2 separate regions of the Mus musculus genome follow, and region 1 is linked to region 2. A link is a loop called in an ENCODE intact Hi-C map of the cell type or tissue named here. Cell type or tissue: heart. All regions are shown on one strand. Links, peaks and the distances in the headings refer to the core of each region. The heading gives the core; the rest is flanking DNA. Region 1 has its middle 55 kb from the start of Serp2. Region 2 has its middle 29 kb from the start of Lacc1.

What was found. Hi-C counts contacts between places; a loop is a spot of excess contacts. Peaks named below come from ENCODE experiments on the same cell type or tissue, not always from the same donor. Only the 100,000 strongest peaks of a DNase experiment are listed, where the experiment ranks them.
Region 1: a loop joins it to region 2, with 2.6 times the contacts of the local background. A loop is called at or near these places in 1 of 42 quality-filtered maps.

What each region holds. Positions count from the first base shown.
Region 1 is chr14:76,606,073-76,616,327 of GRCm38, forward strand. No RefSeq gene overlaps it. Among named protein-coding and RNA genes, the nearest start is that of Serp2, 55 kb to the left of the region's middle. In heart, for the core only: no CTCF peak of the experiment used is centred there; DNase peaks (open chromatin) are centred at 4,549 and 7,709; H3K27ac peaks cover 2,397 bases.
Region 2 is chr14:77,002,134-77,012,388 of GRCm38, forward strand. No RefSeq gene overlaps it. Among named protein-coding and RNA genes, the nearest start is that of Lacc1, 29 kb to the right of the region's middle. In heart, for the core only: a CTCF peak has its summit at 6,307 (motif pointing left); a DNase peak (open chromatin) is centred at 6,308.

The DNA of each region.
Region 1 (10,255 bases), core at 791-8,790, 400 kb before region 2:
GTTAAATGCTATGCTGTAGAAAAGCTCGCCCACCTGCCTTCCTCCAAGCTTCCTAGCTTAGGCTTCAGGGCTGCATTCTGTCGTCAGCTGCTTGCGAGCAGCTCTGAAAATTTTCAGCTTCACACATTAGCAGCTGCATTTGCCCTGGGTTTTGTTTCACATAGTGGAGGCCTGAGTAGATTTGTGTCCTTGTGTTCACAGAGACGGTGATACGCTCGAACGAACGGGTTTCTGCATATACAGGAATCCCCAAGGAGCGTAGAGAGGCTGTGAGTCATAGCTCCTCACCTATAAATGCAGTTTTGCCAAAGAGCACTGTCTTGGCCGGGAGGCAGAGGCTGGGCAGATGTTTTGTTTTTAACTTGCGTGTGTCTTATGGTAAATACTGTTTTCCCTCCTTGATTTTATGTAACACTTTATGTTTTCCAGACCTCTTTCAACTGTTACCTCATTTCATCTTCTAAATAGCGCTGCAAAATAAATAGTTATCATCTCCATCTGATATGTGGAGAAATAAACTTCAAGTTCATTTAATATGATGCTTGGCAGACGTTAGTAATGAATACCTTTGAACAATTCTGACAGAGCCTGAGTCTGGCCTTTAAATTATTTTTATTATAGTGCAACAACATACACATGTATAAATAGGGGCGAGAGCCACTCGTTCCACATACTCACGCCATTACACCACTAGGAAAATATTTACCAGTTAGATGCAAACAAGCAAACATTGAATCTGACAACATCCATCACACGTGTGTGGTGGGTGATGTGTCCTGGAAACTAAACTGCTTGTGTTGGGCCTAATTGTCGAGGGAAGCGGCCACTTTTTGTGTCATTTGTCAACATGGCTCCTGGGTACATTGAAATCGCTTTGCTTGCCGCAGTCATTCTATTTTAACTTAACCTGCTTTTTAACCACAGAAGGTCCAACCACATCAAGTGTATAAATCAAATGCCACGTTGAAAGTCATAAAAAAGGATCAAATGACAACCTCTTCATTGTATAGTGGCCAGAATGATTTCTGTGATGAATCACTAGAGGTTGGCACAAAATAGAATAGGATCTGATCAGTGTATTCCACTCGTGAGACGCCAGTGCTCTGAACTGTGGCTCTGGCTTGATGCTTCTAAGCTCTTAATGTGACGGTTAGCTTTATTGTCAACTTGGCTGGGGCAGAGAATATCCAGAGAGTCATTAAAAATACCAAAATTATTTCGATGTGTCTTTGATGGTAGAGGAGATTACCATTCGAATCGGGGGAGAGACCAGAGCAGATGGTCAGGCCAGTGGGCATCCTCCAGGTTGTTTAAGCTCTGGGAAGAACAAGATGGCGGAAGCAGCAGCAGCAGCAGTTCTCGCTTTCTGCTTGAGCTGAGACATCCATTCTCAAGTCCATGCGCAGGACTTCCAGCTTCCTCCTGCTTTCCACCCCCTCTTACTTCTTTGACCTCTGTTAGGCTTTGTGGCTCATCAGCTTCCAACAGCAGATTTGGGGACTTTTTTAGCCTCTGGAAGTCAATTAGGGAATTGCTATGATAAGTTGCTCATATTAGTGCTAATACATTATCTATCATCTATCTGTCTGTCTATCTATATCTATCTGTATATCTGTCTGTCTCTGTCTGTCTAGCCATCCACCCACCCACCCACTCACCCACCTACCAACCTCTCTTTTCTTAGTTTGACCTACACAACTACTATATTTCTCCACTTGAATTAATTTTGGTAGCAAACACTTCTAATACCCTGACGTCCATGTTTATGGAAATCTGTTCATTCCATAGGAGCCCAGCGCTTCCCTTTGGGTCTGAATGGTACTCCCCTTCCTCCCACAGCCATCGCTTATTCTTCTGTCTCACTTTGTCCGGGATAGTAATCATTTAGCAGTTGCACGTTGTTTTCACGCTAGATGAACAGGGAACATCGTAATCATGGTGACTGAGATGGATGAAGCATCTTGGTTCTGGGGGAATTCGAAGTGAGAGAGCTCTGTAGAACGTGTATCTGGACTCACCAGAGTCAAGGCTCTCTGTTAAAGTCCTCGCTCTCTGACATGCTGGAGGCTTTCAGCATTAGTTGATTGACACAATTTTTTTTTTGTTCGTGTTCAAAGCTTCCAAAGCTTTAGAACTTCTGTGATTCAGTTCGTCTAACGCAAATCTCTTAACTTTGCGGTAAAGGAAATTGAATCTTAGAGAAATTAAACAACTCGCCCAAGCAAAGTTCCGCAGCATCAATTTATTTTAATACCAAAATGTTGGCAGCATCAATAATCAGTTCCAGGCCTAGAGGGCCCTGTGTTAATCAGAGATGTTCCATTTTCACGTCTCTGTGACGCCTGGGAAAGCTAAAGACTCTGCCCACATCGTGATTGTTCTTCAAAGGTCTGCAAAATGGATTCATATTACTTGCTATGATTTAATATTTATTTTCTAACAAACTCATTCTACATCACCAAAGTGGGGGGGGGGTCTTGGGTCATAGTTAGCAGACACACAGTGGGTTAAAGACCAAAACCCATCTTACTTGTCTGGCTGAGCTCAAAATCAAATGTTTGAAAGAAATCCTATCCTCCTCATAAACCTGTAGCAGCAGGACAGACAGACAGACAGACAGCGATGATGTGAACCAAAGACAAACTGCAGGCGAGCAGAACACCCACTGACAGGGTAGCTTTTCTTCACAACTTCACATGCCAGATCTGGGGCTGATGAAATGGATGGTTTGGGGCCACACATGATGTCTGTTGTCAATACAACATCTATAATCTCAACTGTTTGTGAACTTGCTGTCTTGGCTGCTTTCAGGCGAACAGAGCAGCCTCGCTGGAGTAAAGACTACGTTGTCCTCAAGGGCTGATATATTTCCTATCTGGGCTATCACTTAAAGCATTTGCTGAGTCTTAAACTCGATGTGTTTCTTAACCTGGGGCATGTGGCGATCTCTAGACAGACTTGAAATTCCACTGGGATGTTTCTCAATGTTGTGTTTTTATATTTTATATCTGCAATAACCAGGGTTTTAAAAATGAGCATAAACTTGCTCCATGCTCCTTGAATAGCCACCCAGCACTGGGTACGGTGCCTTGTGTTGCACCGTCTCTACCTGAATCTGAGTGATGGTCGTGTTAGAAACACGAGATAGAAAAAGATAAAGACCTCACAAAAAGCTAAGCCAAGTCCCTTTGAGAGCATCCAAGGCTGTGTTTGCCGCCTTATTCATGACTTGAAGGCATCTATCTATCTGCCCTTGAGCTTAGCACTGGAAAAAAAATGTAGGGTTTTTCTCTACTCCCAAGGAATTCTTTGTGGTGTGGCTAAGTCCACTTTCCCTGCTCTAAGGGAAGGAAGGGCAGATTTTTGCTGGATGGGAGACCGATGCAAGCCATGAAACTTTCAATTGGGCAGAGTTTTCTTACTTCTTCCACGTTCGTGCCTGAGTTTTCCCTGAAGTGGTCAGCGGCTGCTTTTTATTCTATCTGGATACAGGAATTTCTCCTCTTCACTCCCAAACAGCACTGTGGCTCTCAAAGAGAATGTGAAGCTGGGCTTCACCATCCATTTAAGATAGAATCCTTGAGTTAATTATGAACTCTTGGTGGTGGTGGTGGTGGGGTCTATATATAGAGATCCAATCTAGTTCAAGAAGTAAGATGGAGGAGATCAAACCAGACAGGCATATAAAAAATCTGGGGTCAACAAAGAATAAAAGTGACTGCTACAAAGCGGGGCTTTTGAGGGAAGAAAGAAGAACCTGATTTATAAAACTTGAAACCCAGGGCAAGGCAATCGAAACACTGACTTCTCTAAAGTACAAAAATTCATGTGATATTTCAAGCCAGGTACCTATTTGGAAAAGCTGACATTTAGCCTTGTGTGGCCAAGATACCATCTCTGGTTACAAACTGTAGTGTTCCTTTTGGGAAGAATTACTTAGCAGGAGACAACAAAATGATTCATATCCTCACACCCAGTAATTGTACCTCAAGGAATTCTCTTCTCATGGAAACAGTGTGTGACAGTTTACTCCATTAATCCCATCACTCCATGCAAGAGGCAGAGACAGACACTTGCGATTCTAAGGATAGCCTGGTCTACATAGAGAGAGATCCTATCTTTTTATTAATTGTAGGACAGTGGTTAGTAGTAAATTATACTAGTCTAGTCTTATAAAACTATTAAATCAAATAATTATAAAGAACATGTACACATATTAGGGAATGTGCTATCATGTAAAGCTAAGCAAAGGAGCATGTTTGTTCAGATATTGCATATGAGGGGTGGTATGGAAGGAGAAATAGTTTAACAGAAAGTCTGATTGTGTTAATTGGCTTTCTGCCACTTACAAATGGGGGGGGGGGGGTTCGGCCAGAGAGGAGGAGTGAGGTTTGCTCGGGCTCTAGTTTCAGTTCAGAGTCACCTGGCTTGGCTGCCTTTGTCTGTGGTAGCATAGTTGTCGAGGGAGGACTCATGGTAGGCTGCTGGCTTCACAGTGGGCACAGGAGGAGCGGGAAGAACTAATAATAGTCCTTTTAGTGACGTCCCAGAAGCCTCCCTTCTTTCCACTCTGCCCCACCCCTAAAGGTTCTGTCACTTCCCAGTGGCCTCACAGTTTGCAACCAAGCCTCTAGCAGATGGACCTGTGGGAAACACTTCTAAAAATAGCAGGGACACCGTGAGTAACACTTGAATGCTTCCTCTTTGAGATGGATGAGGATAGCTAACTAATTAAAAATGCTGAACTGGAGAGAGAGAGAGAGAGAGAGAGAGAGAGAGAGAGAGAGAGAGAGAGAGATTGCCTAGCATGTGATTCCTAATACTGCCAAACCAAAACAACCAAATAAACAAAGACACAAAAGAGACAAAAAGTTCAGACAGGAGCAAAAATCAAGATAAATAAATAGAGAGATAAACATATAAATAAAGTACTTCAGAGGCCCTTTTGTGAACCCAGAGCCACCACCTATCTCTGCTGCACAGAAGTGCCTTGTCTTAAAAGCCCTTTGTGGCAGGTCCTATTATTGGCCCCATTTTTCAGATGAGGACTAAAGAGAAGAAGGAACTTGCCCATGCCCACATAGCTAATTAACGGCAGAGCCGGGAATGAAGCCAAAGCTCTGACTGAGGGCCACTGAGGCTGTTCCTTGGCAACCAGGCAGAACAGTCAACCCCTTAGAGACACCCCTCCCGCAAGAGGACTCTGGGGATGTGTAGGTGTTGGTGATTACATGAGGTTGAGTTTGCATTTTGCCTTTTCGTCGTACAACCCAGAATGCTTTTGATGAGAGGAAACTAGGAACAGACTTGTGGTACATACAGCAGCCTTAGGAGATCTGCTATCTCACAAGGATGTCACATCACACAAAGTCCAGAAGTTGGGCTGGCTGTGGGTTTGGACAGACCCTTGGGGTTGTCTTTCAAGCACATGACCAACCATATATCTTCTCTTTGCCCCTTCCTTTAGCCATCCTTGGCGTTCTCTCTCTCTGCATGTGTGCACACATGCATGTATATATGTGCGTATGTACACATGTGTGCAGAAGCCTGTAGTATGTAGAGCTGGAGGCTAACATTGGACCACTTCCCCTACCACTCTCTACATTCCCTGTCACTGAACCTGGAACGTATGTATTCAAGGCAGGCTAGCCAAGGAGCGACCTAGAGCCACACCTGTCTACTCCCTGGCGTGGACATGCTGCTTTTTGTATTGATATTGCAAGCTCTGGTCCTTATCCTTATGCGACAGGCCTTTATTGTCTGAGCCATCTCCCCCCAGCCCTTGGCACAGTATGCAACATACAGGTGTTAGAGGATGGAGAAGGGTCTCTCTCTCTCTGTCTGAGATGCTTCCAGAAGAGGGAAACTCTAGGACCAGTGATCTTGCTGAACGTGTTTTTCTTGGGACTGCAGAAGTCTGATTGTTTCCCAAAAGCACCGTGTTCATGGACACCAGAGAGACCACCGCCATGCTTTTCTTCTTATACCTGATTTGCCTGCATTTCTGTTTCCTCAACTGTGAAATGGTCAGTGCCTGACCAACGGAGGATGCCTAGTATTTATTAGTTGCACGCATCTTCAGTGTTCTTAGTGAAAGCACAGGCCTTTGTTCTCAGAGATGTAAACTGCAGTCTGCTTAGTTCCCTCTCCCTCCTGTCCTTAACCTTCGGTGAAAGGAATACAGGGTAATGAACAAGGTGCTGATGTGCTACAGATGTCAAGTGTTCTATTCCCGAACCTCTAGTCTTATCTGGAATCTTCCCCCCATTTCCTGTTAATACAGCTGTTAATAAAAATACAAACACCCAGAGATGTGGAGTCTCAGGGAGGTCAATTATTAAAATGAAAAAAATTTGAGTTTCATTGGAAATACATGATCTCATCCAGGTTTAAACTAAATGGTGTAATTTCTACTGCTCCTTGCCTCTGTTGGGTCTTTGTCACTGATTGTCTTGTAGGCTGTTTTATCCCTTTGCCTTCTCTGCATTATTATTAAGCTTTATTTATACTAAATGAAAAGACAATGGGGGCCTTTAAAATAATATTTTTATTCTTTAAAAGTTCCATGCCAGGCAGTGGTGGCACACACCTTTAATCCCAGCACTCCGGAGGCAGAGGCAGGTGGATTTCTGAGTTTGAGGCCAGCCTGGTCTACAGAGTGAGTTCCAGGACAGTCAGGGCTATACAGAGAAACCCTGTCTCGAAAAACCAAAACAACAAAAAAAAGTTCCATACATTTATGAAGTGTATGTTTATCTTATCCGCTCACTGCTACCTCCCTCCAATTTCTTCTACTTCCCCTAACTCCATCTCCCGAGTCCAGCTTCAAACCTTCTTTTCATCCTTAATTTTATTGTTATTAGTAACCGCTTAAGTTCAAATACCATTGCTTACCTAAGTGTGAGTGGGCAGCCTCCCACTGAGGCACGAGCAACAGACCAAGGGAGCCTCTACCTCAGCAGCCAGCGACTGCCAATGGCTCCTCTGATAGCAGCAGTAAGGCTTTGGGAAATTGCAAGATTCAAGCACCTAAACAAGTGTGGCTCTTTCCTCCCACAAAGGCAGAAAGCACACATATCAAGGGTATGTGTGTGTTTGTGCCCTGACCCACGTGTTCATGTGCTGGCTCCTTCGTGCCCATTGTGGCTGTATTTGTGCATGGAGCCTCTTTAGGAAATAATTAAGATGAACTGAATCTAACCCTATGGGATTTGTGTCCCTTTAAGAAGAGACACCAAAGAGTTTTTCCTCTTTCTACCGTGTGAGAGCACAGCAAGGCAGGTACCACGGGCTTATGGCGGTCAGGGAGTAAGATGCGATGGTCTGAATAAAAGCCGCTCTCTACAGGCTCATGTGTCTGAGCCCTTGGTCTCCTGCATTGGCTGTGCTGTTTGGGGGAGGTCTTAGAACCTTTAGGAGGTCCAGTCTTATTGGGGGAAACATGGGTTGGGGGCGGGCTTTAGGATTTATGCCTTTTTCCTATTTCCAGATTGTTCTCCCTGCTTTCTGCAGATGTGATGTCTTAGCCTCCTGTTCTGGCCACCTCTGCCATGTCTCCCCTGGGTGTACGGTCTCTCCCTCTGGAACAGTAACCCAAAATAGTCATTTTTCCATGAGTTGTTTTTGGTCATGGTGTTTATCACAGCAGCCTACACTGTTACGACATCCCAAGGTGGCTGATACAGTAGTTTCTTAGGTTCCTTCTCTGCGGCTAGTCCCCCGGGGAAAGTTTGTGCTAAGATCAGGCAGAGTTCTCCCTTGGGCTTTGTCTTCTCCTCTCATGTCTGCAACACAGCCATGTGACAAATGGATGGAGGTCATCGCTAGTTGACGTGAAAAGGGAGAAGCAAACTGCTTCCCAGAGCTGGTTTTCATGACTACAAGACAACTGCTTCCCTCATACAATCTTCCTCCCAGTTCTCAGCATCATGTTGATCCTACCACTGCTCTAGCTCCTTCTAAGTTATCAGGGGAAGTATGAATACGTTTCTTTGGTTGAGTGGACAAGTATTAACCCCGCTTGGCAGACTGAACCCTGCTGTGTTGTGTGTGTGTGTGTGTGTGTGTGTGTGTGTGTGTGTGTGTGTGTATGAGAGAGAGACAGAGAGACAGAGAGACCGAGAGACAAGCAGACGGTGACATGGTTCTTTGAGCCATCCTTTGGTCAAATGCCAGAGCAGTGTTCTCTGTTAGTTTTCTGTCCATTTCCTGCTTAATTCTCCCCTCCAGCTCTTACCTATTTATCACAGCCAGAAATCATTGAAAAGGTAGTAAAAACTATTTCATATTAAGCCAAATGAGTCCAACCTACAAGAATGTAGCAGCACAGTAATAAATCACTTGTGAATGTTGCTTGTTGAGAAGCAAAAATATTACACTTGCAATGTTTTAAAAGAAAAATATTACTAAAAATTCTTTCACCCAAATAGAATTGTCCTTACTTCTTGTTTTTTTTTTAAAGCAACTTCTATAGTTTCAAATCGTTGTAACCATAACACACATGTGCTTGCGAGTAATGATAGGCTATGAACATTCTTGAATTTAATAATCTCTATTTCAGTTGTTTGCTTTGGATTTCCAAAATGATAGTGGTTTGTTTGTTTAATTGGGTTTTATTTTGGCATTCCTAGATTTCAAAGCTAGTTTTCCAGAGAGGAGACTCGTACAGACTGTGAACTAATCTAGGCCACTATTACTGGGGCTAGCCCAGCCCTGTGCTCTCTCCTCCAGGACTCCAGGGAAGGGAAAAGGATGTTCCCACGTTGCATATTTAGGTGACCTTAGGGACACGCCCTGCTGATGTGATGTAATGAAACCTAGACTTCATTGGCAGGATTTAGTTGCATTGATTTATAAGCAAGTCCCAAGTTCATAGACTCATTCAGGGTCTTGCAGGGTAGACTTAACACTTCCATTCACTGTGTGGTGAGAGGGAAGACTGCGTGCCACAGCGGGATGTTTCTACAAAGCTGAGATCTGTAGGATTGCCAGGCCATGTTTCTTATGAAGACCAGTGATGCCCTGCCTTCCTCTCTTCAGTTTTCTTCTTACGAATGCTTTACCTGTACTGTTGTGAGATCCCCACAAAGCCCACACTAAAGGACTCCATACATTACCATCGACTTACCCTAAGACAACTGCCAAACCATTGCCCCAGCACGTGATATGCAGGCTGCTTTCGATTTAGGTAAAAGGGCATGGTTGTTTTTTAGGATTCCTGATCTACGCATTACACTGTTTGCACAGGTAGATGGGCGGATCTACAGTAGATCCTCGGTGTGTGCACAATTTTGGCGGAGCAATGAGAGGCGAGTGCTGTGCATGATAACAAATGTTTGCCACTGACCTGCCTTTGAGAGGTTTAACATTACTGGTTTTCAGGGCCGTGCTTGAACCGTGCCTTTGCTGAATACCGTTTATTTACTTAGGCTTCAAAATGGCCCTTCAAGGGGTGTTAATCAGCTCACTCCATCAGCTGGATTTCTTTGAGGAGGCAACCCTAAGTTTAGTCAGCAGTTTGAATCCCAGTAGTCTCATTTGCTGCTGGGTGACCTTGAATAGGTTTCTAAGCTCCTTGGCCTCAGTTTCTGTTCTGTGAAGGAAGGGACAGCAGAGTGTCTTACTGAGCAAAAACAACAAAATGATCCCATTAGCAGATCCGTGGCTCTGGCTTATCAGTTGCTGTTGCTGTTGTCTTCTTCTTCTGCCGTATCCTTTCTTCAATGACTACTCACTGTTCTCGTGCCCTTGGGCAGCACCCTGACCCCTCTTATCTCCACTGTTATTCAACCAGCCCCCACTTTACACAGCTGAGTCCCACAACCTCAAAATTCTGTTAGGAGTTCACACCCTCACCTCCCTAACTATTCAGCAAATTCCTAATCTTCCTTTAAAACAGAGCGCCTAAGGGTTTCTTTATCCTTCAAGTATCCTTTCCTCCGGCATCTCTGGGTGTGTCTGTATGGTGACATTCATTGCGCTATCTTCTATTGTCTATTTTCTGATAATTGGCCTCTAACAGAATCTGGGCCCTATGTGAATACAGATCTGTTTGGTTTGGTTTTACAGCTCCACTTGCAGTGTGGGTTTTGGGCATGTGGAAAGTTCTCTGATAAATATTTCTTAACCGGATGGATCTATATCTGTGTTACTCATCAGGCAAAGACTCAAATGGCCTGAAAAGTCACTTTACATGGCAAATATCTGCCACCATTGGGCTAGGTTAGGTTTCAGCAGCCCTGTGGGAGGAGGAGCT
Region 2 (10,255 bases), core at 1,322-9,321:
TTTAGAGTGACTGGCACTATGCTTGGGACCTAGAAATAGTAAATATTATCATAATGTTTTTAATTGTAATAAAACTACCCTTAATAGTTCCAAGTCACATATGCATCATTTTTAAAAGAGTTATTTATTTTTACTTGATGTGTGTGTTTGCAAGTAAGTATGTATGTGTACTAGGTATGTGCAATACACATAGAGACAGAAAGAGGGCATCACAACCCCTCAAACTGAAGTTACAGATGGTTGTGAGCCACCCTGTGGATGCTGGGAACCAAACTCAGTCCTCATCAAGGGCAGGAAGTGCTCTTAACCACTGAGCCTTCCCTCTAGCACATCTCTGCTTCTGTATAAGAACTATTTGTAAGAGCTTGGTCATTTGTAAGATAAATGGCTGGAAAGAGAAATCTCTAATGTCTTCTTTTTTAGATCCAGAAAGCTCTGTTTTTACATTAGTAAGAGTATATCCCACTGATGCTTAGGAAACAGGAACACTTGATGACCACAGCTGGCTTTCTGGTGTCTTGAAACTCTTGTTTGTTATGTATGTTCTCTGGAGTTTTCATCCATACAGAAAAAGTAGAAAGTAGATATGACATTAGGTCAGTTTCTAACTCTGTTCCTAGGAACATACCTTTCTCTTATTTGTGTTTTCCAATACTTTTTTTTTTAAATCCAGGGAACAGAAGCTACATTTAACAGAAGCACTACACAGAGAAAAGGCCTTCGTTCTTTTAATTATATGGTGATCTAATTACAATAATAGGACGGATTACTTATCACACATGGGGGAGGAGGAATTTTAAATTGTGTTGGGATTAGAAACTGCAAATAATTCATTAAGATATCGCTGACTTCACTGAAGAGCCCTGTCTAAGTTCCTGTGGAATGACACGCTTATGGCCAGGGCAGTTTCTCTTTACAATGACAAGAAAGAAAAGCACAGTGGAGATGGAATGTGTGCTAGCAAACAGCTACTGTACGTTACCAGTTTTCCCTCCTTGCTGAATCTTTGCTCTCTGTGCATAAAAATGTTGTGATTTCCCCTTTCTTAGAAAAATCAAAGCTGCAGCTAGGATAGCAGTCCTCAACTTATGGATTGTGACCCCCTACAAAGGACCCTTTCACAGGGGAGGCCTAAGACCATTGGAAAACACAGATACTTACATTATGATTCGTAACAGTAGCAAAATTACATTAAGTAGCAATGAAAATGATTTTGTGGCTGGGGATCAGCTCCGTGGGGATCATTAAAGGGTCTCAGCATTAGGAAGGTCGAGAATGAATAGGCCAGGGAGATAGCTCAGTGTATAAAGTGCTTGCTCGGCAAGCGTGAGGACCTGAATGTATTCCCAGACGTGAGGTGGAGGGACTGGGCATGGTGTCTCATGCTTCCCATCTCAGGGCTGGAGAGGCAGAGACAAATGTAGTGTTGAGGTTCAGTGGTCAGGTAGCATAGCCTTGTCAGCAAGTTCCATGCTCATGAGTGACTCTGTCTTGGAAGGAATAAGGTAGATGGCACTGGGGGAACACTTAGAAAATTTGACCTCTGACCTCTGTGACCATGCACATACGCGTGTGCGCACGAGCTCGAGCCCACACACACGACCTGCCACACCCTCCCACCTCACACATACATGCACAGTTAAATAAGAAATGAGAGAAATGGTTTTCTTGGTTGCTCAGCCCTCTGTAGATGCTGCTCATTTTCTGATTTCTTTGCAGCAGTGGATCCCAGAGATGTGATGTGCTTTTCGTCTCTCAGTTGTCTTTTCTCTTCGGGTTTCTTTGATAGTGCTCGATTTTGAATTACTTTCTCAATTTTGCCTTTGAATATTTAACACGACTGCTTATTTTATCATTGGCTGTTCTTTATCAACCTGCCCTCTGAATCTTCCTCACCATCTTCTGCCTCTAAATGCCCTAGAGCCGATACGCCATTATACATCTCAATAATGACTGCATCGGTGTCCAGATGGTCTCATTTGCTATATGACTTCAGAAGCCACCTATGTACAGAGGATTTTTCAAAAGGTCTCTACCCAGGCCCTTTCTAGTCTTCCTCTCAAGACTACCACTTTATCCTCTGATTCTCTATGTCCTTTTCTCCCTTTCTGTTTCTTCACAGCGTTTGCCCTTTGGTGGTGTCTACACAGTGCATATCTGTTCATTCACATTTACCCCATCCATTTTCCACCCAAATGTATACTCCACGAAAGCACAACTTGGTTTTATTTCTTACTTCATATCTTCACCAGACAGAACAGATTCTACTGTGCTACACATTAAGTGATCAATAAATATTTGCCAAATGAATCACTGATGTCCAAATTTGTAATAATTTAACCCCCGCTTATTTAGGTCAAAAGTATCAAGGAAGAAAGAAGTTCAACTCTCAGTGTTGTTACGGCAGGTGGTCTGAGTTAATTTGCCACAAAATACCAAAAGTCAAGAGGGCTGAACTGAGAGACACAGAGTCAAGTGTGTAAGCCAACGGCAGCAAAAATCCAGCCTAGTTCAAGAAGTTGTGGCTTGGGTTAGGGAAACAATAGAGAAGAAAGGCTGAGGCACAGTACCTCATCTTTCTATCTCTCTGGTAAAGAAAGGGAGGACAAGGGCTCTAAGCAAGGCTAACCAGTGAAAACATAGCAGAAGGACGCTTTTCAAGACCCTGGAGACCTAGCATCTGGTGTCTGCTTCCTTCTGTTCAGTATAGGATCAGAGCTGCCTGCAGCTTAATGCCCAAGCCCAATCCAGTACTGTCTAGTTTCGATAGCCAGGGAGGCTCCATGAGGAATGGAAAGATAAATAAAACACAGCTGTCTTCAGGGTGTCTGTTGACTCAAGTGAGCTGAGAAGACACAGCAGCAACGTTAGGTAACAGGCAGCGTGCTCGACAGAGCGTAGAATCGCAGCAAATCATCTCTCTAAATGAGACTTGGAGTTGTGTTTAAAATAGAGCTAGTCTCTTGAGTAGAAGAAAAAGAACAATTTCCTACTTGTTCGTTGCTTCACCTGCACAGTGTAAGGTTCATGCAGAATTATTCTTTGTTTTGTTTTGTTTTTTGAAGACATGGTCTTCTTATGTGTCCCAGGCTGACCTTGAACTTTTGACCTCTCTGCTTCCATTTCCCTAGTGCTGAATTGCATGTTTGTATGATCATCCATGCTCATTTTATGTGGTGCAGTGGATTGACGCCAAGGCTCCGTGCATGCTAAACAAACACTCTGCCAACTGAGCTACAACCCCAGCCTGCCGAATTGTTTTTGCTTCCTTCTAACACTAAATTGCAGTGATTCTCAGTTCATAGGCATATACCGTGAAGACACATGTCTATGTAGATAATAAAATCGCATTAAGTAGACACTGCTAATTTATGATCAACTGCCACAGTAAGGCTAGTTAAGCTTGAGTCTATGAGTCTATATCAGTGGCACTGGTAATTTATTCATGAGCAGTGTAAACAAATTATAGAGGGAATGCCTATCTGTTTTAAAGGACAAACTGTTTTGAAAGCATCGGAGTTCTTCTAAACAGATAGCAGAAGTGAACACCGGCTCCTCCGAAAACACAAAGTAAGATCCCGAGCTGGGAGCCCCTGAGAGAAGGGTTGGCTCTTCCAATGCTCTGACCCTCAGCTCACCTCAGAGCCCCAGGGAGCCAGAACTTGTTTTGACTAAAGGAGAAACAGAGGAAATCATCTGTAGAATCATGGGGCCAGCAGACTGCCTCCCCCTGTCAACCACTCCTGCTGTCCTCATTGCTCTGGCAGTAAGAAGTGTGTATGCAAGACAGACAACAAAGTCGCTGCAGCCAGGATTATTCACAGGTTATTATGTAAAATTCCCTCATTCCGTAAGATTTATTGAATATTTATTTGCTGGGAGCATTGCTACTCATTCCGGTGTCACCATGGATTTTCAATATCAGGAGTTTATTTAGTCTATAAAAACTCCTCAGAACATATTATAGAAATACCTTGTTACTATACAGTTAGTTTCTTTTAGGAATACTGCCTCACAAGGTCGCATGAGGACCTCCCAGGCCAATGGGGCATGACCAAAATGGAAGCTAGGGAGGTTTGGAAGTGGTAAAATTTACAAAGAGTTTTTAGGAGTGAGTCCAGAATAGCTAAGCTGAGAATAAGATACAAATTGGCATTTAAAACCCACCACCAAATGGATCGTGAGTACAGGGTGGGTAAAGGAGGACAGGAATAAGAGTCATATGACCTGTCAAATGAACAGTCATTCTGAGAGCGGACCCAAAGGCTGATCTGGATGGCTCAAGGCTGCCTGGACACGGTGGCATATAGTAATTTGAAGGCTGAAGCTGGAAGATCACGAGTTCAAAGCTACTCATGATCAACAAGCCAGGGATAGAAAGGTTTCTCTAGACACCGCCTCAAAAGAAAAGACTGCAAAGACGGGCCACGGCTGAATACACAGAGGCAGGGCATTTTCAGCTGCACATTTCCTAATGCTGATCATCTGCGCATCCTTTAGGTTTCCAGCGCTGTCATCTGTTAGTGTTTTACCCAGGCCTAGCTTCTCCCCAGCAGCTCTCTCCAACTCCTCCTACCCAAAAGGAGATAGATCCCCATTGTCCAGATGTCCCATGAAAACACTGCAGTTAACCAAGCCACAGTTCTGCCATGGACACCGAGCTCCTTTAGACTAAGGACCGATTCTTTGCTTGTAGAGTTTATATTGAAACCTTTACAATGACTGAGGAACTCCCCTGTGAGAAAAGCTTTAAAAGGTACACGAAATAAGCCACAGAAATTTCATGTTGGGAAGACTGTGGGAAAAGAAAGAAGAAACCCGTGGGAAAGAAACAGCCTTGGGACTTTTTAGGATGAATGCTCAATAATGCATCATTTATTGATGCCTTCCATATATATATGTGAAGCTGATTGGCATACATAAGATAAAAATGCTCCCAAAATAAATTTAGCTTCTCATATCACCAATATAATCTTCCTAGCTGCTGTATCCTCTGTCCTAATGAATGAGATCACCACCCACTCATCCAGTGACCTTAGCCAGGAACCTGGTGGCCACCCAGCCATTTACCTCAATCAGACTTGATTCTTTGCTGACTTACAAGTGCTATTCTGCCCTTTCCTTACTTTGTTTTAGGTCTAAATATCCCCGCCACCCATCCAGGCTCTGTGGTCATTCCAATGTGGTTTCCATGCGGTAGATCTTACTCCCCTCTCATGAATCTCTATAAAACCATGGGGGCATCTTTCTGAAATGCAAGTCTATCTTTCTTATTATTCTTTCTAGACCTTACAACAATGCCCAAAAGATAAAGTCCTAACTTCTTTGCATGTCGTTCAGCCACCCCCATAATGTGGTCTCTTGCCCCTTTATTTTAATATCATTTCTAACCACTGCCCTATACACCTAAATAACAGTGTCGGGCTTTGAAAGATCACGCCATTTCCCCTCAACCCACCTCTATGATCATTTCAACTGTTTGAATTACCTTCAGACTCAACCTCAGGACCAATGTTTTCGTGACTTCCTCTGCAAGAAGCACATGAGTCCCTACTGTGCCTAGCCATTGCCTGTAACAGAGCAGAGCTCCATGTTGTGACAAGGCTTTTTCTACTAGGAGGGAAGAGATAGAGTCTGGTGTAAGAGTGGCTGTGTGTGTGTGTGTATGTATATATGTGTGTATATATGTGTGTATATATGTGTGTATATATAGTGCATATATATATATAGTACATATATATTTTGTGCATATATATATTTATTGTGTGTGTGTATATATGTGTGTGTGTATGTATGTATATATATATATATATATATATATATATATATATATATATATATATTGCATACAATACCTCCAACCCTGAACCATAAAAGTAACTCCTATTTGCAGAGCATGGGTGAGGTGAAAGAAGGGTCTCAAATAAAAAAAAAATTCACAAGCAGTGACTCAGACTTGGAAAGTTGCATTCAGTTTAAAGTTTTTTTTTTTTTTTTTTTTTTTCTTGGTACATCTGAATCAGAGGTTTTGCGAAAGGAGCAAAGAAGTAGGGGGCGGGGGGGGCGGGGGAGCCGGTCAGAACAGGCAGTATCTCTCAATAAATAAAAGATCAGATGTAACAAAAATAACTCAAAGACTTCTGCTTGGGAACCTGAAAGATCGCTGGTGTCTTGATAGGAAATTATAAAGCTCAATTGTACATTCAGACCTGTTCCTGTCATCTGAACTTGAAGCAGTGACTAAGAGGAAGAGCTGGCTAATTACCTGCAAGTCCTTTAGGAGTGTCCTTGCCAATCAGAGTGCTTCTGCCACCTGGTGGCAGTCTACCCAATGTTTTATTCAACTGCTAAGCATGGCTCCTTCTCATTCAACACAACGCTCCCCCACCCCCCACGCCCCATGACATCATGCAAACCAAGAGGGTCAAATCTCTGTGTTCAGTTTAAGGGCACCATGAGACACCTACATCCTCAATGATGTGCATTTTCTAAAATCAGCACCCAGTATCTACAAGGTATCATAAAAAAAAAAGTAATTTGTGTTATTTTGTCACTACAGTCATGAAACTAAGTAGTATTGGGGCTGGACCCAGGGCTGGCACCCCCCCCCCCAACTCCCAAAGTTCTGGACTTTTGTTATGCATACTTAGACATGAAGAAAATGAAGGGGTCCTTAAGATTTGCATGCAGATTCTCTGGTTATGAACACAGCCAGGTAAATAAAGCGCCCAAGTTGGGTCATGCTGGAGTAAACTGTGTGGGCCTCGGTGTCACTGAAACGATTCTCCACTGAAAAGGACACACCTGTTCTTAAATCTGAAGAGACACCATAAGAGATTTAAAAAATATTTCTAATCCAAGGCCCTGCTTTCAATAGACACTCAACGTTTTTAAAAATTGAATCATGGTGATGCATTAAAAAGTATCAGGTAATCCTAGTAAATAAAGTGATTTATAGCTCTGTAGTTCAAAAGGAATAAGGATGGGATTATATCAAAGATGCGTGGGAATCCGTCTACAGAAGCTCCAAATGGCTCTTTGGGGCCACAAAAATAAACCAATATGTCTATAACCCAACAATACCTACTCAAAAGACCATGTTCTATAAATGATGAGATAAATAGTAAACGTCCCAGATAGGGTTTCACACGATTTGTGCGGATTCCACACCCCTCGCTGAGATTGAGCACAACTCAGTGCATTGTACATTAAACCATGGAGGAAGAGTTGATGAAGCCAAATTGAGAGATACTCAACAAAATACCTGACTAACACAGCTCAATGCTGCGGTGATCACGCAACATCCTGGAATCATAAAACTGTTACAGCTAAGATCAACACAAGGAGTTCTGATTAGATGCAGTGGGGGATCCTAGATGGGGTCCCCAAAGAAAAGGCTGAAATATTAGGTCATCAAAAAAAAAGACATTAGGTGAAAAGAAATTTAATTTTACTGAAGTATGGATTTTATTTGATAATAGTGTATTAACACCAGTTCATTAATTTCAAGAAGTAAATCAAACTAATGTAAGATGTTCAGAGACACTAGGAGTGGGGTTAATATGACTCGTTCTATTATCTTTGCAATTTTCGGTAAAAGTGAAAGCTATTCTGAATAATGTTTTAAGAAAATGAGCCAGATCTCCCATTATAATCAGCAATAACCAGTGCCATGTGGTGAATCAAAGAAACACCAAAATATTATTAAATGACTCTTGGGAAATTAGATAGCAAACCATACAGGAGAAACAAGAAACATTCACTTGAGAAGTGAGAAAGATAAAACATGATTTAAGAGTAAATATTATTTTTATTAAGTAAAACATAGGAAAAATCCACAAACAACCAAAAGAGAAAAATATGCACTTTGATAATTCCATGTTTATAGTGTTTTGAGTTAAGCTGTTCTCAGACTATGGGTTGTAAGCCCTTTGGAAATTGTATATCAGATATCCTGCATATCAGATATTTATATTATGATTTATAGCAGTAGCAAAGTTACAGGTATGAAGTAGCAATGAAATAATTTTATGATGGGGAGGTCACCATAACATGGAGAACTGTATTAAAGGGTTGAAGCATGAGGAAGGTCGGGAAGCATTGTCTTAACTGAAGAGAAATTATATTCAGAACAAATTAATTGGTCTCATTCTGCTTTGGGGATAGAATTAATTTAAGTGCATGGACATTCAACATCTGCACGTATCCATGTATCATGCCTAGGGTAAGACAGAAAATATCAGAAAGTTGTGGTGCTAGACTAATGGCTTAGCTCCTGATATCACTGTGGCTGTATTTTGACGTTTGGGGAACATCGTGGAAGGAGAAAAATCCATCATCAGGCAACAGACAGAGAGGTAAGAGCACCAGGGCTGAAGACAACACCTACAAGGCTTATCAAGCACAAAGAAGTTGCACTGGAGCCTGCCCAGAGCTCTCAGCTTTAGAGACTAGTGTTCATGGTACTGGAGGCTACCCTGCATGCCATGAAAGGAGAAAGATAAATCCAAATCCAGCTACCAAGTCTGTGATCTACAATGTTGATTCTCCTGCAAGATATACCGGTGCAATTGTGGCAGAAAGCTCGTCTGATTTAACTTAAAGCCTATGCAATGGAGCCCATCCCTAACACTGCTTGAGTGGCCAAGAACCAGAGGCCAGATAGGCAAACCGAATGCATTCTGTGTGTGTGTGTGTGTGTGTGTGTGCACACGCGCACGCACACATATATATGTATACACACACACGCATATATATATATATACATATATATATATATACACACAAAATTGTATATATGTATATACAAAAGCAGATACAGGACAAAACAAAGACACAAACAGAAGAAAAGAGCCGAAGAGAGAGCGTGAGATACACATGTAGATGCAGAGACACACATGTTTATGCACACAGAAAACAGGAAGCTCTGATGTTATGCAAAGGACCTACAAGGTAATAAAACAAACAATGCCCCAGCCTTGTTAAAACCTTCTGAGACAAAGAACCCCCAACAATGCCAATTCCTTTGTTTTGTGTTGGCCAGCTACAGCTGGGCATGGTGGCTGGCCTTATGGGTGATTCCACTGTGATTCATTAGCAAGAACTGATTTTCCATTTGCGATTGGTCATCAGTGAACATCACGTCTGAGTTAGGGATGGGTGTTTGTGTGTGTGTGTGTGTGTGTCTCCTGTCAGTACTAGGACCTGGTGTCAGAAAACCACTCCCATGAGTTGGAGAAGGTGTGTGGTGTTCTGATAGAATTTACAGACTCCCAATTCTGCAATAGAAGCTTCTTAGAGAGGAGGCCTACAAAGTTAGCTGGGTTCCAACATCTTTGAGAAAAGCCAAGCAGAGCATCACCATACATTTTAACTGTGGAGATTTGAACAAGAGTGACTTCCATAGGCATGTACATTCAGACGTTTGGTCCCCAGGAGGTGGAACTGTTTGGGAGGGATTAGGATATGTGTTCTTGTTGAAGGAAGTGTGCCAATGCCCACCCCATTCCCTGTTAGTTCTCTCTGCCTCATGGTCTCCCACCATGGTGGTCATGAATTCAATCCTCGGAAACTGTAAAACTCAAATTAAATATATTTTTAAAAGAAGTATTTTCAGGCACTTTATGAGTAGGCTGTTGCATTCAGAAAATACTTGTATTTCTTATATTCAATACAATGGTCATTTTGCAAGATTGAAAAGCAAAAAACAAAACAAACAAACAAAAACAAACAAACAAACAAACAAACAAAAACCTGACTTCTTAAATTCTGTCAAAACAAGGTGGCAAACATTAAATATTCTTAAGCACATACTGCCACCCAGTGGCTGAATATGCACAGTGCACAAAGAACGGCCAAGGCGAAAACAAAGGCAGTGTGAGGTTCTGACAGGAATGCTTCAGGCTGAGGCTCTCACTGTGAGGCTTCTTGTCAAGCTTTGTGTTCAGAGAAGACTGTCTGCCATCCCTAGTAACACTCTGGATGACATCACTCATTCGCAATGCTAGGGTAAATTTTAATATATTTATTTTTAAAGTGGCCTGAGCAGGGCCTTTCAAGCAGTGAGAGAAAAATATGTGAGATCTGTGCTTACCACCTCAGTAAATAATAAAATCTCTTTAATACAAATGAAACTCATGACTGCGAATGTCTAGGAAGACAAACCAAGGGCACGTTATTTACCACAAGTCAAAAAAAAAAAAAAACAGAAAAAAAAAAGACAATTCAAACAAATAAACAAACAAAAAGCCAAGCT